Regions from separate parts of the Homo sapiens genome. Here regions 1 and 3 are each linked to region 2. Evidence: chromatin loops called from intact Hi-C (ENCODE). Cell type or tissue: heart left ventricle. All regions are shown on one strand. Each heading gives the region's core, and the rest is flanking DNA. Links, peaks and the distances in the headings are about the cores only. Region 1 has its middle 32 kb from the start of MIR4705. Region 2 has its middle 25 kb from the start of FGF14. Region 3 has its middle 5.9 kb from the start of FGF14-AS2.

Evidence for each region. Hi-C counts contacts between places; a loop is a spot of excess contacts. Peaks named below come from ENCODE experiments on the same cell type or tissue, not always from the same donor. Only the 100,000 strongest peaks of a DNase experiment are listed, where the experiment ranks them.
Region 1: a loop joins it to region 2, with 2.0 times the contacts of the local background. A loop is called at or near these places in 3 of 110 quality-filtered maps.
Region 3: a loop joins it to region 2, with 4 times the contacts of the local background. A loop is called at or near these places in 9 of 110 quality-filtered maps.

Annotation. Positions count from the first base shown.
Region 1 is chr13:102,010,691-102,017,446 of GRCh38, forward strand. It overlaps a transcript of FGF14 not described here, the pseudogene L1TD1P1 and the pseudogene RNY1P2. Among named protein-coding and RNA genes, the nearest start is that of MIR4705, 32 kb to the right of the region's middle. In heart left ventricle, for the core only: no CTCF peak of the experiment used is centred there; no DNase peak of the experiment used is centred there; H3K4me3 peaks cover 185 bases; H3K27ac peaks cover 2,141 bases.
Region 2 is chr13:101,938,583-101,945,338 of GRCh38, forward strand. It overlaps a transcript of FGF14 not described here. Among named protein-coding and RNA genes, the nearest start is that of FGF14, 25 kb to the left of the region's middle. In heart left ventricle, for the core only: CTCF peaks have their summits at 3,640, 4,416 and 4,616; no DNase peak of the experiment used is centred there.
Region 3 is chr13:102,397,085-102,403,840 of GRCh38, forward strand. It overlaps a transcript of FGF14 not described here. Among named protein-coding and RNA genes, the nearest start is that of FGF14-AS2, 5.9 kb to the left of the region's middle. In heart left ventricle, for the core only: no CTCF peak of the experiment used is centred there; DNase peaks (open chromatin) are centred at 3,017, 3,277 and 5,547; H3K4me3 peaks cover 3,742 bases; H3K27ac peaks cover 2,035 bases; H3K27me3 peaks cover 905 bases.

The DNA of each region.
Region 1 (6,756 bases), core at 1,193-6,192, 72 kb after region 2:
TCCCTTGATTTCAGCTTTCTCGTCTGTGAAATGAAGATGATAATAATGCTTTCCTGCCCAGATTACTGTATTTTAGATAATGCAACTGGCAACCGGCAAATGGCAGAATGGTGAAAGATAGGAAACAATGGGGCAGTATGTCAGAGTGACAGCCACTTGCTCAATTTCAATCATCTGTGGGTAGGGATGAAGGATGAGAGAACGTGGAGAAACTTACACTTAAGAAAATCAAAGTGAGTTTTTGTTCTCTTAACATTGCCTACATAAATCAGAATATGCTAAATTTAAGAACTGAGTATATTTAGAATAGGTTTTCTATTTTTAATAATGCCATTGTTCATTTTAGTGTATTATTTTAGTGATGTGCCCTTTATGAGAGGATGAGAGTCCCATCTCCATGGGAACAAGATTTTGAAAACTTGAAGACATTGTTTTTGTTATATTGCATTCCTCTGGGAATCATTTAGGATAGCATTGTTGTAATAACATTTTATTAATTGCCTTCTTTACTATATTTTCCTAAACACTATATGGAGAAAAGTACTGTGATTACATACTTTGAACCTTCTCTCCTGGAGCTTCCAACAAAATGTACCCAATATATTAAAAAACTGATCTACAATCCATATTCCTTCCCTTTTCTTACTTGATTATACCTGGGAGAATAAGACTTAAGTGTCTATTCCTAACGCTGCAGGAGTATGAAGCTTATTCATAGCTGAGAGCATAGAGAGCAGCTCAGACAAACCCAGGCAGGATCACTTCAGAATGCCTTTTGGAAGATGCTTTGCCATACGCAGGAGTATGAAGCTTATCCATAGCTGAGAGCATAGAGAGCAGCTCAGACAAACCCAGGCAGGATCGCCTTTTGGAAGATGCTTTGCCATACGCAGGAGTATGAAGCTTATCCATAGCTGAGAGCATAGAGAGCAGCTCAGACAAACCCAGGCAGGATCACTTCAGAATGACTTTTGGAAGATGCTTTGCCATACAGGGAGTGGCAGTCTTTAGAAGAGGGTTTCTGGAAGGATCACAGAAATGCGACCACAGAAGTGCAAAGTCTCCGGTCATCAAGCTCTCAGAGTGTTCTCTGCAACAATGTGACAGGGTATAATGATTCTATAAATACTGATCTCCAGCTCACCCATCTGCCAAGGAAATATTTTCCCAGCATCTGAATTAAGTGGAGAACTGCTTAACTAAAGGACAGATGAAGCAAATCATCCATCTTCAGCGATCACTCATGGCTTTGTTCATGAATGGTAATTTGTGGTAATAAATTCGTTCTTTTATTTTTGCTACCCAAATATGTTTGTTTGTTGAGATTTTTCTAGGTTTAGCTTGGAGACCAAAATGAGGGACAGGAGTAAAATATCACTGTCTTTTATCATGCTGCCACTGAGGGAGATGTCACATTCAGTTTTGAACAGTCCCTAAACTTTAAATATAAACTAATCAATTTGCCGATCCAGTGACCTGAAAATGCCTTGTGGAAATGGACAGAAGAGAAGGAGGGGCTGGGGGTGAAGGGGCAGAGAAGAAAAGATCATGGTCTCAGCTACACAAGCCATGAATATTATGAAAATTAAAATTTCATTATAATCATAATATTTCTCACTCCTGTGCTTGAGTCTGGAAAGAGAAATCAAAGTCTTTAATGCTACGGTGACAAGTAGTTACTCTCTGGTAACAATCTAGATTTCCTAGCAGGCCTTTGTTATGTCTGGGCCTTTGGAGAATTTTTCTCTAGATTATTTTGTCTGTGTCTGAAAGGTTCATACACATGCTCCTGCCAAAGCTTGTCATTTGGGGGTCATTTTAGTCACTGGCAGGATATAGCTAGACAAACATGAGGCAGCTGATAAAGGACAGGCAATGCCAAAAATTAAGGTCTTTCACAGTAGATTTCTGTTTGCAGTGAAATGAAATAGACTCAATACCAAACAAAGCAAAACAAGTTAAAAGTAAAGTTGTGTGGTCATGTAATATCTTGAGTTTTTGGAGTGTGACAAAATGAAGATGGTAAGAGAAGAGGAACCCCTCCCGCACTGGGGCTTGTGAGGATAGAGAGCAGCTCTCCCGTGGCACTGCCTCACTTTCTATTTTCAGCCTTTCCATCCATGCCCAGTACTGGCTCACATATGAAACCCGCCTCTTCTGGATGTCTGAGCCCCCTTATTAATCTCATCTCTGTTTATTCTCATAAAGTGATGCCAAGTGATCACCAATGGAGTTGATACAAGCCGGGGTATTCATGACTGCTAATGGGGTGATGAATTACCCATTCAAAGCATCTCCTCACCAATTTTAGTAAAAAACATAGATACTAACACAGAATCATGTAGTCCCAGCTACTCGAGAGGTTGAGGCAGAAAGATTGCTTGAGCCCAGGGGGTGAAGGATACAGTGAGATATGACCATGCCACTGCACTCCAGCCTGGATGACGGAGCAGAACCCTGTCACACACACACAAAAGAAACAAACAAAAAACACCAGAGATAAAAAGAAGTAGGACAGGGGAAAGAGAAGAGCAAAGAAAAAGAAGGAAATGATGTAAAAATTAAATGCACTCAGCCTTCTACATGTAGTATTTCCTGCTCAGGTGTGCTAAAATTTAATTTAAAAATTGGATCAATCATAAGCCTTTCTGAGAAAACCATGAGAATAAATGTTAAAAATACAGATATTTTAAGAAAATTACTGATTGCATGTATTACAGTTTTTCTAAGGATTATCTTCTTGGAAGAAAACACTGTCAAATGGTATTTTAGGTTTCTGTCACAAATTTTGAGGTGCTCACAAACTAACTGCTGTCTCGCTATGGAGCTGTTTAAGATGTTCCCCACTGAAACATGAATTTATAAATAAACAGATGAATAAACCCAAAGGAATTGTGCAATTCTTGAATAACAGAATCCATTGGCTGCACAATTTGACAATTTAAACACAATGAGTGATTTCCTAGGCTTAATCAGCCTTCCTCCCAATCTCAGAAGCGTAAGGTTGCCTGGAAGTGTTTATTTTTCATGTTTATTTGTTTCATATTCCCCTACTACCTACTAGGCTTGATCATATATGACATTTTATTTCATTGTTCGGACAATTGTGTCAAATAAGCATTTTATCTTTATTTTAAAACCAAGGATATCTTTGGGTGGAGAGATGACAGGACTTGCTTAGAGTCTAACAGCTTGCAAGAGGCATAATCAGGTTTAGAGCAGACGTCTTCCAATAGAAAGAGCACAAAGGAGGTCAAATGCTAATGTTCAATGAGTGATTTCTATATGTCAGGTACTTTTAATGTACTAATGAATTTAATCTTTACAACAAATTTAAAAATCTATAAAAGTATCATTTTAAATAAGAAGATAATGTGGTATGGAGTAGTTAATGAACATTAAGGTCAAACAGGTAAATGATGAGGCCAAGACTTAAGCCACAGCAGCCTGGCCAAGTTGGAATCACTATTCATAGTACCTGAACTGAATAGTGATGTACACATTGTGCACATGTACCCTAAAACTTAAAGTATAATAATAATAAAATTAAAAAAAAAGACTTCTAAACATTTTGGTTGACTAACATAGCTGTAATGCAAAAAGCAACTTTTAGTTAATTTTTAAATGAAAATTTTTTCCACTAGTGTAACAACTCTATAATATTCAGTATAATTTCACATATGTATAGATTGACCAGAACCAGGCATATTCCTAATAGTGCACGGAAAAAGCTAAGTATAAAAGATAGCCAGGAAGTGATAAGATTGTGTCTATATTTTAAGCATCATCGCAAGTGCATTGACTTGGATCCCAGGTAAACTAAAGCAAACAAAAATGATAAGCAATGCAGAGGAACCAATTATCGAAAAGTGATTTACATTCAATTAAATCAAGAGTTACATTCAACTTTTTCCTCAGTCCACAATAGTTGGAAATTTGAATTTAAAAAGACATATAATGGCTTTTGATTATTCAAAAACACAAGTCTTCCATTTTCTACTCCACAGTCACTTATTTCGTATGTAAATGATTATTTCATAATACAGAACAGCTAAAAACACAATAAATAAAATATGACAAACTTATTTTTTTATATTAATCGCCATGGTTCTTTGTTGCAGAAAAAAGATGGAAAGAGGGCATGAGAATTAAGAACGGTCATGTGTGTAAAATATGGTTGAAGTCTAGATTCAGTCAAAAAGATTTTTCTATTCTGCTAAACATTCATTTATTTATTTATTCATTTTGAGACAGAGTTTCATGCTTGTTGCCTAGGCTGGAGTGCAATGGCACAATCTCAGCTCACCGCTGAGTTCAAGCGGTTCTCCTACCTCAGCCTCCCATATAGCTGGGATTACAGGCCTGTGCCACAACGCCTGGCTAATTTTTGTATTCTTAGTAGAGATGGGGTTTCACCATGTTGGCCAGGCTGGTCTCAAACTCCTGACTTCATGTGATCCACCTGCCTCAGTCTCCCAAATTGCTGAGATTACAGGCGTGAGCCACCGTGCTCAGCCTGCTAAAATTTATGAGAAACATCAGCAGAATTTATACTTTGTTTACATTTCTAGATACTTTTATTTACCACGCATCTGTCTAAATAGAAAAAAGCTCTGCTTTCGTATCACCAAAGGAATATATATTTTTAAAATCTGTTAACTTATTTCACATTGTCACAGGCTCTACACTTGAAAATGTTTGATTGTCAAAAGATCCATAGTAGAAGAATGAATTTAAAAAACAGTTACCTTTAGACTAGCAAGAAAAATGTATACTATCAATTATACATTAATTTTTCTTATCAACCATTGTTCTTAGCAAAGAAAGACTGTAAAGTAAATTCTTTTCAAGAAAATTCATGGTAGGCTGTTTCTAAGTGTTCACTGGATAGGATATGTGGACTAATCATTACACATTCCTTTCTGCCCATCAAACATGGAGGCAATGCATCAGTGTCATGTCCAGACTGTAAACTCCCCATGGGGTCAAGGCCTGGAGGATAGGGTGGTAGGAACAAAACTGTCTCCTTCTGTGCTATTTTTCCAAAGATCCTAAAGCAGCCTTCCCAATAAAATTAAAAGCTCAATGCATGCTGTTACCTAAATAGAAAAAAAATCGACTTAAAGACACAATATGCATTTCTCTCCCTGGATATAGTCTTAGTTAAACTTATATTTTCAGCTTCAATAGCATTTCAGCAAGTTTTGTGCTATCTATTAAAAAATTGCAAAAACCAATAGAAATACTCTCCAAAATTTAATGTATTAGTGCTCAAAACTAGGCTGAGAGATTAGAGCACTATTATCAGTCTCTTAGGAAGAGAATTTTATGAATTTGGTATAATATCCCTTCTCAATAAGAGACAATAAAATTCATGAATTTTCATGAATAACAACTTGCATTTGAGTGGCCAATATACGCCAAAGCATCATTTTAAGTATTTTAGTTCATTTAGTCATCAAAATGACCTTAGGAGGTAGTTTAACTGTAATCTACATAATTCCCATTTTACAGTTGAGAAAATTGTGGTTTAGGGAAATTACAAAAACAAACTATTTTCTCTTCCTGCACCACAATATATATGACTATATGTATTATAAATTTTAACTAACCTGCTATCAGGATAATTTGAAAAGATTTTTAAAATTTTAAATATAATGCAAAATAAATATTTTAAATTTTAAAAATTAAACAAGGCCACTTAGAACAAACAAGGAATAATGTGAGACAACTGAGATTAGTTAATTGCTATAGCTGATTTTTCTAAAAATTTTTATTGTTGAACCAGAATTAATACAAATACCTAGACCTAAACATAATGTGAGCTGTATTGTACAGGTCTTAGAACCAGATTACATAGTAATATTTTTCTTTTATTTTCCAAAGGCAAAAGATTTAATATAAAGATTCAAGATTCACATCATGACAAATGATACAAATTTATGAAATATCCTTTCTTCTTCCTCTTTTTGTATTTTTTGTAGATGGTTTCACCACACTGCCCAGGATGGCCTTGAACTCCTGGGCTCAAGTGATCCATCTGCCTTGGCCTCCCAAATTGCTGGGATTACAGGTATGAGCCACCAAGCACAGCAGTGGCTTTTTCTATTTTAACTAACCTTGCCATCTTTCCCCCTGTGCTTCTCTGTTACTGCCCCCTCCTGTTTTCCTGCTACATTGACTGGTTATATTGACAGGTGTGCCCCTCCCCCAGTAGCATAGGATGTTTACTCTTAGACAAGCTAGGACAGTATAAATTCTAAAAGGACTAGTCAACTGCAGTAGTGAGATGGGGGCAAGAGGCAAGTAGAACAAGGAATTCTATCTGTAACTGACTGTGAACAATCAACTGAAATAACTAACTACCTTCAGACCAGCCTGTTTTTTTTAACATACACTTTAACTTTATTAACATCTAGGTAACATCTGTAATATTCCTTGCTCCTCATCCCCAAGTATGCTGCTAGCTGTCCATCCTTCTGGGTAGAAGTGTATTCTCCAGTTTTACTTGTTGATTTTTGGATGTGTGCTGGGGGAGAAAAGCATATTGTGTTTATAGTCACCCTAGACTGCTAAAGTATATTCTCCAGTAATTAACTCAAAGTGGCCATATGTGAAACATAATCTCTAAATTCTTCAATATCAAAAAATACCTTTGTTTTATCCCTAAAATCAAATGCTAGTTTGGCTGGATATAGGAATCTAGGATTAAAGCCTTTTTCCTGCAGAACTTTAAAGATATTGCTCCATTTACTG
Region 2 (6,756 bases), core at 1,012-6,011:
TATTTTTCCCTTTTATAAATTAATGAGGATTATACAACTTATTTTTCCTTCTAAATGTATCCTCTTGGATCTCAAAGCTAAGCACATTTTTAAAATATAATTGTTATCCTCAGCCTAGATATCGGGTGTATGTCTCTCCCTCACCACTACATTTCATTTGACCTTCAGTATTTAAACCAACAAATGTACCAAACTTTGCTTTTCCCCCATAAGCTTCTTCAAATTCTTAGCTGGAATTAGGACATAGATGATAATTCAGAATTATCCTTTTTAGAAAATAAGATAACTTCATTAAGGAGAGTAGTTCTTCACTGAGGGCATTTTTGCCCTCCAGGGAACATTTGATAATATCCGAAGACATTTTTCAGTTATCATAATGGAGTGGGGATGAGCACTGATGGCCAGGGATGTGCTAAACATTGTACATCATGCAGCACATCCCTTCCCAAAACCAAGTATTAACCAGCTCAAAATGCCAATAGTGCCAAGGCTGAGGAGCCCTGGCATGGAGTGAGCAGATTGGAAACATCAGAATAATTTGGTATGGCCCTAGTCAAACATTCAGTGTTTGAGGATGGAAAAACCTATATTGATCTCTAACTTTTCCTTTGTTATACTTTCTCATTCCAGAGAAACAATTGTTCAATACAATCTGTGCGTTTCATAGATATTCTTGGTTTCCTTTGTCTGAGTATTAGTGGCAGAATTTCTTCAGCTCTCCTAAAAATACGTTTAAAGTTACTAACAGCACCATTACACAAACTCGTTTTAATGATTAGAAATAGCTTAGTAAGCCACAGGCAGCTTACTAAACAATCTCAGTCCATTTCTTACTTTATTTTTGTCTGACTTTCCATGGTCCCAAGAGTTACAGCACATCCTTTCTGTCCATTATCTCTGACAGTAAGCCTAACTCCTACCTTAAGTAAGGTTGAGTGAAGATGTTACACTTAGGCCAGGAAGCCCCAGGGTGTTGGGTTAATGCGAAATCCTAAAATGCACCACTGACCATGGTTATTAGATTTGCATCTTGAGTAACAAAGTTCTGTAAAAATCTCACCAATGTGCAGTCTTCTATCCTCTTCCTTGTTTCTAATTCACAGACTGTAAATGTCAATCTGTTTTGTATACCTGCATTATCCGTCTGAACCAGTCTCACTATCAGAAGGATTCAATATGGACATTCTTTGTATTTAATCTAGTTTATTGGAAAAAAGTTAAAGTCAAAAACCACCTCATATTAAATAAAAACGAGACAAAGAAATGGCATGCTTTAGAAAGAAATAGCATGAATGAAAGGGTCAAAAAGTGAAAGAACCATGATATACAAGAGAAGAAGGAAAAAAAGTAGTTGGAGAAAACAATAAAATTTTGCAGACGGATATATTACAACAGACAGAACAAGGTAATTCAGAGAGCTCTGGGTGGGATGCAGAATCCTTTGCTTCTCTTTTCTCCTTAACTGGCAAAATGGCCTTGGCCAAGTCACCTCTCTGGACCTGCAAAAGAGGACTTATCTTGAATGATCTGGCTTCAAGTCCTTCTAAGCAGTAAATCCCTAGTTGTATCCATGCCTTGGGTTGGCTACTGAGAAACTCAAGGATCACACACTGAAATAGGCAGGCTGTCAAATACAAGTCGAATACAGGAGAAAGTGAAGAACAGTGTTTTAAAAGGGTGATCGGGAGGTCTCCCAAAAGAGGTCACCTCTTCCTCTGGAAGTATGCAAGAGGTGGCGGTCAAGGGAGAGGAAGGGAGGCTCAAGCATTCAATAGAGCCTTAATTCTCCAGTGGGAGATGAATGAGAAAAATATCCCCTGTGCACACCTGTTCTTTCCAAGGTGAATGGGAAAGAGTACAGGCAGAGAGGGTGGCCTACTTTCCATTCTTCAAACATGAAAAGCTTGTGCTCGCCTTGAGGCTTTTGTACAAATTGCTTTTTTCTACTTGAACTACTTGATAGGGTTGACCCTGTCCTTTCATTCAGGTTTCTACTCCATATCACCTCCTCAGAAAGGCATTCCCTACCCATCCAATCTAAAGTAACTGACAATCCACAGTAACCACCTGCACTCTTTAGACCTCACCTATTTTCTCTGTCTGCTCAAGTCTTTTGTCAGCATATCTCATTTTGATTTTTGTCTTTATACATTTGATGATCAGTCTTCCTCCTCTACAGTGTAAATTCCATGAGATCAGGGGTCCCTTAGGTTTTGTTCATTGCTCTATTCCCTGCTCCCAGCACAGTAAAATTCAACAAATATTGAAAGAATTTTTTAAAAAATATTTTTCATTCATAAGCAAATTTTTCATATGCAAAATAAAATTTGCATGTGGAAAGATCTAGAAGACAGAAAATGAAAACAAAGTAAGTTAAGAACAGATAGAGTCTTTTGGGGACATCTCTAAGACTTAGAAAAAAAAACAAGTCTTGATCCTGCAGGTCAAGTGAAAACCTGAAGGGTCACAGAAGAATAAACACATGAGCTGAAAAGAGCAACATTGCGGAGCGATTTATGTTTTCAAACTACTCAGTCCTGATGTCTAGGACCTTACAGCTCCAAATCTCAAAAAATGGGATTCATCACAAAGCAAGGACACAGTGAGCAGAGATGGAGTCAACACCTTTTCACAAAATTTAACAATCATCATCGATATGCACAGCCTTCATGTGTAGTGTATGCTCCCAGCTACAGCTGTAGTTACCCAATCTCAAAGCAAGTAAACAGCAAGATTCCACACTAGCTCTTAACTGGCCAAGCTATATTTCTATAACTAGAATTGCTATTTGTGGATTTCCATAAGTTATAATAACACGATAAGACCACTTTATCCATGTATTCTAGTGACTTTTTCTTCCTATAGCAAAAAGAAAAATACATCTTTCACCATTTACAAGTACAAATTTCAAGGAGAAATTTTAAAAGGAGAGTAACAAACTGTCCTGAGTTGCAGCAAGACTCCTGAGAGTTCCATTTCCTGGGCCCTCTGCTGCCTGTTTTTGGCATTGAACCCAGGAATCTTTTCTAAAGCACACAGAAATCTTGCAAAAGAGGCCATTTCTAGTTAGGCTTTTGTCCAACTGTCTAGTTAAATAAATTAAATTCTTAGATTACAAAATGTGCTTCAAAGGTTTAACAAATTGAAATGTCCTTAAGTATTTCAAATAAATTAAGGAAGAATTCCCATTCCCATAGTCTTCTACTTTCCTCTTCCACACCTATGATGAATGTCCTGAAAAGAATAAACCCAGGTAAATTTTTGGCGAGTAATTGTTTTAAATGATGACAAAACTTAGTTGCATCATGGTAATCATTTCTTTTGCTTATTGGGTAGCATTAAGTACAAACCTTAGTTTGTAAAACTATATGTTTTACTCTCTTAATATTTTAAACCTCAACTATCTTAATAGGAATTGTTACTATGTTGTTTTCTTAGGTTTAGAGAGGCAAATTGATTGCTGATCAATCATTAATTGACTATTGGGCTAATATAAAACTAATATTTTTCTCTTAAATAATAATGGCATCTTTTCACATTGCATGCCTTAAAACCCTTACCTGAGAATACATCCTGGTGAAAGTAAAATGTTATTCCTCACATACAGCAACTGTGTAAAGTGTGGTGCAATTATCTGATTTGCCAGCAGTGGACACTGTTACTCTAGTTATCACCATCGAGTAACTAGAGAAAAGCCTGTTTAGTGTCTCAGGAAATGCCTTCTCCTTATTCCCTTAGACAGAGCAGAAGCCTGTAACATAGGCAACTATTCTGGAAAAACAACAAAATAAATTCTAGAAAAAAAATACTAGTGTTATTCTTGAACATGAAAATATTATTAAGAAATAATTTTTCACAGTTAAAAATTTAGTACTCATTTGATTTTGTCTTTTTAATTTATGGAACAGATCTATTAGCTGCAGAATGTCCAATCATCATCATTCTCCAGTGTATCTTATGCATCTGCAAATTATATCTCTCTGAGAAAACACTGACAATCAGTGAAAGAAACAAACTGAGCTAAAAAGCAGTGGTCCGCATCAGTTCTGGCTTCCTAGGAACTAGTTCTGCAATTCTGGGCAGATTATCATTTTACTCTGATCTTAGTCATCTCCTGTCTGTAAAAGAAGTAGCTAAACTAGAAAATGGCCAAGAACTCCTACACTGGTGTCTGTGTTTCTATGACTCTCTCAGGATAGACTAGAGCTAAAAGCCTTTGCTTCACTTGTATAATCAGGTAAGGTGTTAATTGTTTAATCTCTAGCCAGAAAATAACTATATAAAACAGCTCTTCCTTCCTTAATGAGGCCAGAAGCATAGGCTTCAGCCCTCAGGGTTGGCATTATGGAAATCAATCGGCAGAGCTAATGAAAACCAGGCAGTGGGCTCAAAATAGAACCCCTCTTAATCCCCACTTTCTGCCCTGCACAGCAGGGGGCCTCAGCTTCCCATAGCCATGGTGTTTACTTTGTGTCAAGCAAGTATTAGTATTAATCCCATTTTAGAGATGAGGAAACTGAAGTACAGAATGCTAATAACTAGTCCATGGATAACAACTAGTAAATGTAGGATCTGAATCTTGTAACTAGGCAGTCTAGCTGGAAAGCCTATACTCTTGAAACTACTAGGTTCACTCTTCCGGGTTCCATACTGACTCTCAGTATAATACTCTCCTGTTTTAGACTTAACCGTGTGTCTGCTACCATCTACTAGATTGTGAATTGCTTCAGAGTAGAAAACCAGAGAGGCATGGTCGAAAGACATGGATATAAACCAGTGGTTCTCAACTCCAAGTGATTGCCACCCCCAGGGGTAATTTGGCAAAATCTAAAGACAGTTTTTGTTGTCACAAGGGGGAAGAGGTGTTACTGACATCTAGTTGGTAGAAGCCAGAGATGCTGCTAAACATTCTACAAGGCTCAAGACAGCCCCTCACAACAAAGTATTATCCAGGTCTAAACATCAATTGTTGCAGGGGTTGAGAAAAGCTGCTGTAGAATAAGAGAAGCTGGGTTTGAACCCCGACTCTGCCACTTACCCGCTGCATGCATTCAGACACTTGCACAAACTCCGTAAGCCTCTCAATCTCCTCCCTTAAAAATGGCAAAAGGCTGGGTGCAGTGGCTCACGCCTGTAATCCCAGCACTTTGGGAGGCCGAGACAGGCGGATCACCTGAGTTCAGGAGTTTGAGACCAGCCTGACCAACATGGAGAATCCCTGTCTCTACTTAAAAAAAAAAAAAAATATATATATATATATATTCACAAAATTAGCCAGGTGTGGTGGCGCATGCCTGTAATCCCAGGTACTGGGGAGGCTGAGGCAGGAGAATCACTTGAACCCAGGAGGCGGGGTTGTGGTGAGCCGAGATAGCACCATTGCACTCCAGCCTGGGCAAGAGTGAAACTCCGTCTCAAAAAAAAAAAAAAAACAAAAAAAAAACATGGTAAAAAACAAAACCACTTTCAGCAGACAATTATGGTTGTGAGGTGGATTAAATGCTTTTAGACTGTGAAGTTGTCTGCATATTTTCAAAGACAGTGCCATACTGCAGAAAGAGCAGAAGTTTTATGGCCAAAGAGGCATGAATACTTAAACTTTCCAAGCCCAGTTTTCTTTATCTATTAGAAAAGAGGAATGGATAGGGAATTTCTACTTTATGGTCTTCCTCAGGATTAAATGAAGTAATGCAAAGATTATATCATTGTAATGTTTGTCACAGAACACATCCCTAAAAGTGATTATTTCTGTCCTCCAAAGTATTTACATATTATTTTTTTCTTTTGGTCAATCTTGTATGCAAACTCCACTCTCTGCAAACAACATTCCTTCCTTCCCAAACCAAATCCAATTGTGTTCTATTATCTAAAACTTTATTTATTAAAACAGATGTCAGGTTAGATCTGACTTGAGGGTCATAGTTTGCCAATCCCTGAGTTGGACTATCAAATACGTATTAAAGATTAAAACTTAATTACAATATTAAAGCTCACTATTTATACCCATGTTCATTGCAGTATTATTCATAATAGCCAAAACGTGGGAGCAACCCAAATGTCCATAAAAGATGAATGGATAAACAAAATGTAGTATACACAGGCAAATCAATATTACTCAGCCCTAGAAAGAAAGGAAATTCTGACTCATGCTACAGCATGAATGAACTTTGAGGACATTATGCTAAGTGGAATAAGCCAGTCACAATAGAACAAATATTGAATGATTCCCCCTTTATAAGGTACCTAACATAGCCAAATTGATAGGTACAGACAGTAGTATGGTGGTTGCCAGAGGATGGAGTGGGGAGGGAGTGGAGAGTAAGTGTTTAATGGGTTCAGAGTTTTGGTTTTGCAACATGAAGAAAAGTTCTAGAGATGAATGGCTGTGATGGTTGCAAGACAATGTGAATGTACTTAGCATCATAAAACTGTACACTTAAAAATGGTTACAGGCCAGGCGCGGTGGCTCACGCCTGTAATCCCAGCGCTTTGGGAGGCCGAGGCAGCAGGTGGATCACCTGAGGTCAGGTGTTCGAGACCAGCGTGACCAACATGGAGAAACCCCATCTCTACTAAAAATACAAAATTATCTGGGTGTGGTGGCGCATGACTGTAATCCCAGCTACTTGGGAGGCTGAGGCAGGAGAATCACTTGAACCCCACAGGCGGAGGTTGCAGTGAGCCAAGATCGTGCCATTGCACTCCAGCCTGGGCAACAAGAGTGAAACTCCATCCCAAAAAAATAATGGTTACAAT
Region 3 (6,756 bases), core at 873-5,872, 460 kb after region 2:
TGGCTCACCCAGCTCTACTGGAACCTAGGATGAGTCGGTAGGCTGAGAAGGAGGGGAGTAAAAAGTGCTCACTCTTCTTCCCTCTCTTCCTATTTTCTCACTTCCAAACACCATGACAGCCCTAGATGTAAAGCAAGTAGCTTTTTAAAAAAACGTATATTTAAATGAGTAACAGTGGCATACCAGGTGTTTTGGCACCTAAAACAGCTTAGTGAAAGGCAAAAGCAGAGCTGAAAGGCAGCCAGACAAGTAGGAAATAGAAAGTGATCATGGGTCCTACCAAGCCCTGCATGTTCCACCTCAAAGTTACACGACAGAGCGGGAGACTGAGTTCAGAAAAAGAGAATTGATGGAATGTTCTCAGTGTGCTGTGCAGAACTAGGTCTAGGGCGTCTGCTTCGTACTAACACTGGGCACTGACATTTGTACTCAATAAAATCCTCTTAGATTATGATTTATCTTAAAATCTGTGTTTTCCAAAATCCTACCAAGCCATGGAAGTTTGGGGATATCCTGTGTGTGGTTGAGTGGGTATATCTATTTGAGGGTCTGTGGCTTCCTTTGCTTGTTTTACATTATGTGCCTGAAGAGACAGCAATGACATGACCTTAGTATTTATGTTTATTGTGGATTTTCTTTTTTCAACCACACTTCTTTCCTTAGTACCCTTGGCTTAAAGTGCAGTGACCTAGATTATTTCCAGAACGGGCCTATTATATACATTGGTCAATCCAAACTATCATACTGGTTTAAAGAAACCTATGAAGCCTCCTTCAAGCAAAATAAATGCCTTGGACTTAGTATTCCCTATTTAATGATTTGCCTAAAATAAAGTCACCTTGCATGACTCCTACAGTGAAAGTTGAAGCAGGTAACATTTATTCTAAATGCATAGCTGTTGCTCTGCTAGGAAAGTAGGACATTTAAGAGTGTGTGTGTGTGTGTGTGTGTGTGTGTGTGTGTGTGTTCTCTGATAATAGTTGTTAGACTGGGTGTTTTAATGAAGATAGCAAATTTACTTTATATCCAGGACTTTTAAGCTATTGGAATTTATTTTAAAAAGCATATATTGTGCAAACACATTTTTCATGTTCTCTTCCAGTTAAATTTTACATAAAACAAGCCCAAAACACTATTTAATGAAGACCTCTTATATAAGTATTAATAATGAGCTAATCAATAACTTTTGGGTAGATGAATAACTTTGTCCTTAAATTCGTAACTCTATTTTCTGCTTATTTTCACACCAACTTGATTATATAGCGGTGCTCTGAAATTCCACGAATGCTTGAACCACCTACACTTGTTGACAGTTTAGCGAATTGGAAATAATCAGTAAATTATTTCATAACTTCCAAAGATATAGGAAGGAAAATTAACCTATTATTTATCTCTGAAATAAGAATAGGTGCTTTACACCAAATTCACTGGTATTTGGCAGTATTCTCCCAAGTTTCTTAGTTTGAAACCAGTTAATTGTTCTCTTTTTAAATTTAAGATAACATAATAGGTAGTAGTCAATCTGTTCCTTTTGGCTGTAACAGTTAAAAGAATTTTAGTGTTTGTTTCATTTTAATTACCCAATTAACTTTTTAGTTCTACTGCTATTTTGGGATCAAAAACCTGCAAAAGATTTTAGGCTTTATGTTACTAGCAGGAGAATGGAACTCACGAAGTACAATAGTGAAAGGGAATGGCTTGGCATGGGTTCGATTCAAGCTTAACAGGCTAAAACTTTTAGAAGGTAAGATAAATAATGTGACACATTAATGTCCCATTTAAATATATATATTATATATATGTATAATATATAATATATATATATACTAAATGCTCCAACTCCCTGGTTGGAACTCATATCCCTGGTTATCTAACACTAAATTATCCTATTAGAATAGTTGGTAATGTTCTTAGATACACTTTGAGTTAGCCCATCAATTCATACCCAAATACTTTAGCATTCATAAGCTGCAAAATGAATTGTTCTAAAAATAAATTGTCATTTGTTCCACAGTTTCCAAAAATGCCTTGGAAGGGGGGAAAAACTATTCCAGAGAGATGAAAGTGGGTGGGATGGAGGAAGTGTAATAAGATTGTGACTCGTGTATAGGGAGAAATTTAGTGTTTCCGGTAAAATTGTTTACAAAAAAAATTATAAAGGCCTACAAAGAAACTTACTGTTCTGTGCTAAATTATTTCCCACTCTCCAGTACTATGGAAGGACTGACTTCAAGGTCCCTAAGACAAATGGTCACATCTAAATAAAAAATGTTTTTGCACTATTCCTTTCTCAGAAGAGAGTTAAATCTTTTCACAGAAAGACACAAGAAGGGTTCAAAAGACCACCATTTTTGCAGTGTAAAGCAGTCACCCCTGCCCTTCCCACTGCAGCCCTTGGCCTTTCTCACTTTGAGAAGTCTTGCAAAAAGGGTCTTCATATTAGGCTGTGAGATAGTGTTGCAGATGTAAGTTGGTTTTGTATGAACCAAGCGTCAGCAAGTTTTAGGTTTGATGTCGGGGACTTGGAGTACATCTTGGGGTACACTTCATAGCTGAATTAGACATGCGGGTGGAAAGGTGACAACACTGTTTTCCCCTTGGGCAATTCTCAGGTTGGTGTGTCGTTTCAGAGTTGCTAAACGCTGAGGAGTTAAGAAGAGAGGAGGGTAAAAGGACGGAGGAGGAGGAAACAGATGGGGTGAATAGAAACGGTGTAAGAACTAGAACACAGGGAGGAGGACTCAGGGCAGAGCCCAGAGCCCACTGCAGCACCGAGTCCACGGAGCAGCCAGAGGCTACTACCAGAGCCTCAATTGCCACCCCAAAGTACCAGCTGGGGGCAATCTTCTCCGCCCCAGCATAGGAGCCTCTGCCCTTTTAGACTGTCTAACAACTCGCAGTTTCTCCTTTGCTGCAGGAATGGTGGCCGCAAACGGTCTCAGCCTCCGCACCCACCGCCTCCGTCCCCGCCCACCCGCACCTCCTCCTCCTCTGCCTCGCGCTGCACCCGCAGGCGGCAGACCCCTCGGAGCGCGCCACCCCAGCTACGTTGCATTGGCAAGGTTCGGAGGCTGGAGGGCAGCAGCCACTTGCTGCCCCAGTCGCTGGGGCTCTGGGTGCCAGTGCGGCCCCCGGCAGAGCCCAGGGCGTCAGGGAGGCCGTGGAGAGCCATGATCTACTGCACCGCAGTGCCAGCGTCAGGAGCTTCCAGAGCCCGGGCTGCCACTGCGGGACGGCCGATCTGCCCGCTCCCTCCTTCAGACACAACCCCAGACAAAAACAGCCGGCCCCGGGTCCCTCTCCACCCTGAACGGAGCTAGGGGACGCCACACACTCCCGGCTGCCAGCGTGAGCGGTTCCGGGAAAGGCTGCGCCCAGCCTCCTCGCCAGCGCCGCCGCCACCACCATGCAGCCCTCCAGCCTGCCTCCCCTGGGTTGCTCGCCCACAGCTCCGCGGCCGCCCCCAATCGCCTCGGACTGAGACGCGGGGACGGGAACCCCTGGGATCCGACTCCCCAAATCAGATGCATTTGCATTTCTTATGTAATGTACTGCAAGTTCCCTTGTTGGAGCCCTTTGGAATCGGGGCGCATGATCACCAGTAGGCTTAAAAGCAGGAACTCACGGCCTGGCTCATCCCCACCCCTGGCCCTGTGGGACCCCGACGCAGGGCTTTGACACCGCTTTCTAAAGGGGGGGACTTCAATTACAAATATTAGAGGGGCTGGGCTTGTCCTCTCAGTCTGGGGTTCCCTCCCGGCGCAAGCCTTGCTCAAGTATTCCCGGTGGCAGGATGTGTCAGAGGCAGACAGGGGGAATGAGTTAATGCTCGGGCACCCGGAGCTGGACGGGGGAGGGACGCGGGGGCTGACGGAGGAGCGGGGCCGCGAGGGAGGGGGCCTCTTTTACTTTGGTAAAGGTGATCGTGGTGGCGAATATTGTGCAAGCTAATCAGAAAGTCTAGAGCAGGTTCTCGGAACCCAGCTACGTCCCTCGAACCTGCTGCAGAAGTAAGGGGAGCTCGCGGTTCTTTTTCCTGGCAACTACCGAAGCTTCAGCTGCCTGGGGCACAACCTTAAGCCATAGCCCTTCACTATTCCACCAAACATAGGCAACCAAATACATTAAAAAAAAAAAAAAAGTTTCCTCCTCCCTCCTAGTGATGGATTGTGTCACAGCCAAGGGATGCCAATAATGGTTTTGGGGTTCGTAGACGCCGATCCAGCTGTTACTTGTTTATTCATGCAACACCTCTATATGCAACACTGTCCTGGTTCCTGGTATGTTTCCCCTGCCTTCCTGCATAGCAGAACTGCAGATCTAGCTCGATGAGCAACAGACAGGTTATTATGAGGAAAAACATAACATGATGCATGTTTCGCTTACCAGTTGGGTTCTTGTTTTTCTTAAGACTCTTGCCACAAAGACACTGCAGCATATGCGTTCCTTTGCTGAAAATGTTCCAAAGAAACCACATTGATTTGGGCGAAAAGCAATCCAGCAGCTTAGACACCCTGAGAAAGAAGAGATCCTTGTGGTTGCATAATAATAATTTGAAATCAGTTCTCCTGAAGAGGGGCACCGGTTTTACCATAGGAAAAACGATAATATTCCGGATCTTCTCCCAGTTTTTTCCCCTCACGTGGTATATTTCTTTGAGACTTCTCAGTGATTGTTTGTTTTCGGCCAGGGTGAATGATTTATCCCCCCTCGATCACCACCGGATTATTACCAAAGGGTTGGAGAAAAAATCCTTTTTCAGCATGAAGCCAAACAGAAAAGCAAAGAGATCCCAACTGAGATCAAAACTAATCAGGGAGAACAGTAATGCACAAAAGATCCCCAAAGAGAAAACCATAGCCTTTTTACTTGATCGCTATGAGGATGGGTGGATCTGCAGAAGGCAAAGCAGGATTCATCTTACTGAGAGAAGACTGCCATTGTGTAGCCCCTAGGAGAGAAGGAAAAAAAAAAAAAGAGGAAAGAAAGAAAGAAAAAAGAAAAAAAAAGAAAAAAAAACACCACCACACACACTCACACACCAATACCACCTCCGAGATTGAGTCTGACAGCCGAAGACAGAGCCTCCCTTCTCCCAGTGTCGATTTTTTTTTATAATCAATCGCCAGTGCTCAGTGGGATCGGTTTGAACCTGCAGTTCTCAATCACCACGAAGAAAAGATGCAAATTTAGGTGCCCCCTCCCCTTGTCAGTCTTGTAGTAGGTAGAGAGCGCCACAAATCCCCTTCCTCCTTCCTCTCACTCTTCCAGTTTCCAACAACCGTGAGCATGAGGAAAATCTCCCCTCCGGATTCCTCGCCCAGCCTCGGATGTGAGTTACAGGCATTAGAGGGAGGAGGAGGAGGAGTTGAAGTTTGCATTGAAAAGACTGGCTTTCCATGACGTAGCCACGTGCTTTCAGACCCGTCACCAGTGAGATGCTTCAACCAGCCCAGGGAGGGCAGTGTCACTGCAGTCTCTCTGCTAGGGCCCCTCCTGAAGTCTCCCCACCCGCCAGCTCCAGCCCCAGCCCCAAACCCAGACCCAACGCGCGACCCTCTCCCTCCTCCGCCAAGCGCCAGTCAGCCTGCTGTTTGCTCTTGGAGCCAATCTGACAGCCTTCTATTAAAAGTGAATTTTGAAAAGTAAAAATTAAAAATTATAATGAGTAAACCTTAGAAAATGCATGTTGGGAGGTTGGAGGTGGGGGGGAAATAAAGAGAAAAATGGGTTTAATGCTTCTCCACCCAGCCAAAATCAGTTCCACCTTCACATTTTCAAAAGCAGCATATAATGCACCTAAAACATTAAGGAAAACTCAAGTTCCTTTAATTCTTATTATTGGACTCCTACTTGAGGGGCTGTTTGAAAAATGTAAACTAGATATATAACAGATATTACCAGAAACCGCCTCTTAAAAGGACAACCACTAAAATCTAGGTGGCAAACTGTACTTTTGTGGGGAGGGTCATGTATACATGAGAAAATGTATGCCTTTTATAGACAACACGTTACCTTTAAATAATTGTGCAGAAAGTCCCTGCTTAAATCACGCCCTAATTCTTTGCATGTTTCTGCACTCATTAATTGAGCTAACATTAAATTCACCCTCATTTACTTCTCATCTGCACATCTCACCTACACTAATCCAACCTAACAAAACAGGCAAGTTTTCTATTTTCACCAACATATAACCCAGCTTCCTACTTGCCCAGAAAAATCAAAGGATTTCAGACCAAGCTGTTATTTTATTTTATTCTACTTGGAGGAAAATACAATGTGCAAAGTGATACAAACAATTACAAAAAATAATATAACAAACTCCAGAGTACCCGCTACTCAAAAGTAACTTAGCATTTCATCATATTTTTGAGATAAGGATTTTAAAGAAGTAAAACTGACCACTCCCATTCTCTGTAGGTAAATGAATTAAACTTATGCCAGCTTATTTCTATTTTTATAGGTAAACTGACATAAAAATTTTAACTCTAATTTAAATATATATATTTAGAAGTTTCTTCATAATTTCAAAAAAATTAAAACTACTGCCTCTACTGCATGGTATATAAACTTAGATGTCGATTTATATAGTTGAGGATTGATGGAAAAGACTGATTTGATTTTAAAAGTTGATTTAAAGAAAATCGACTAACTCCTTGATTATCAGTTGTCAAAAAACAAAAAATGGAATAAACATCTTTACCACTTTTAGAGTTTTCTATTAGTTAGGATGCTAAAATTAGCATTGATATCCTG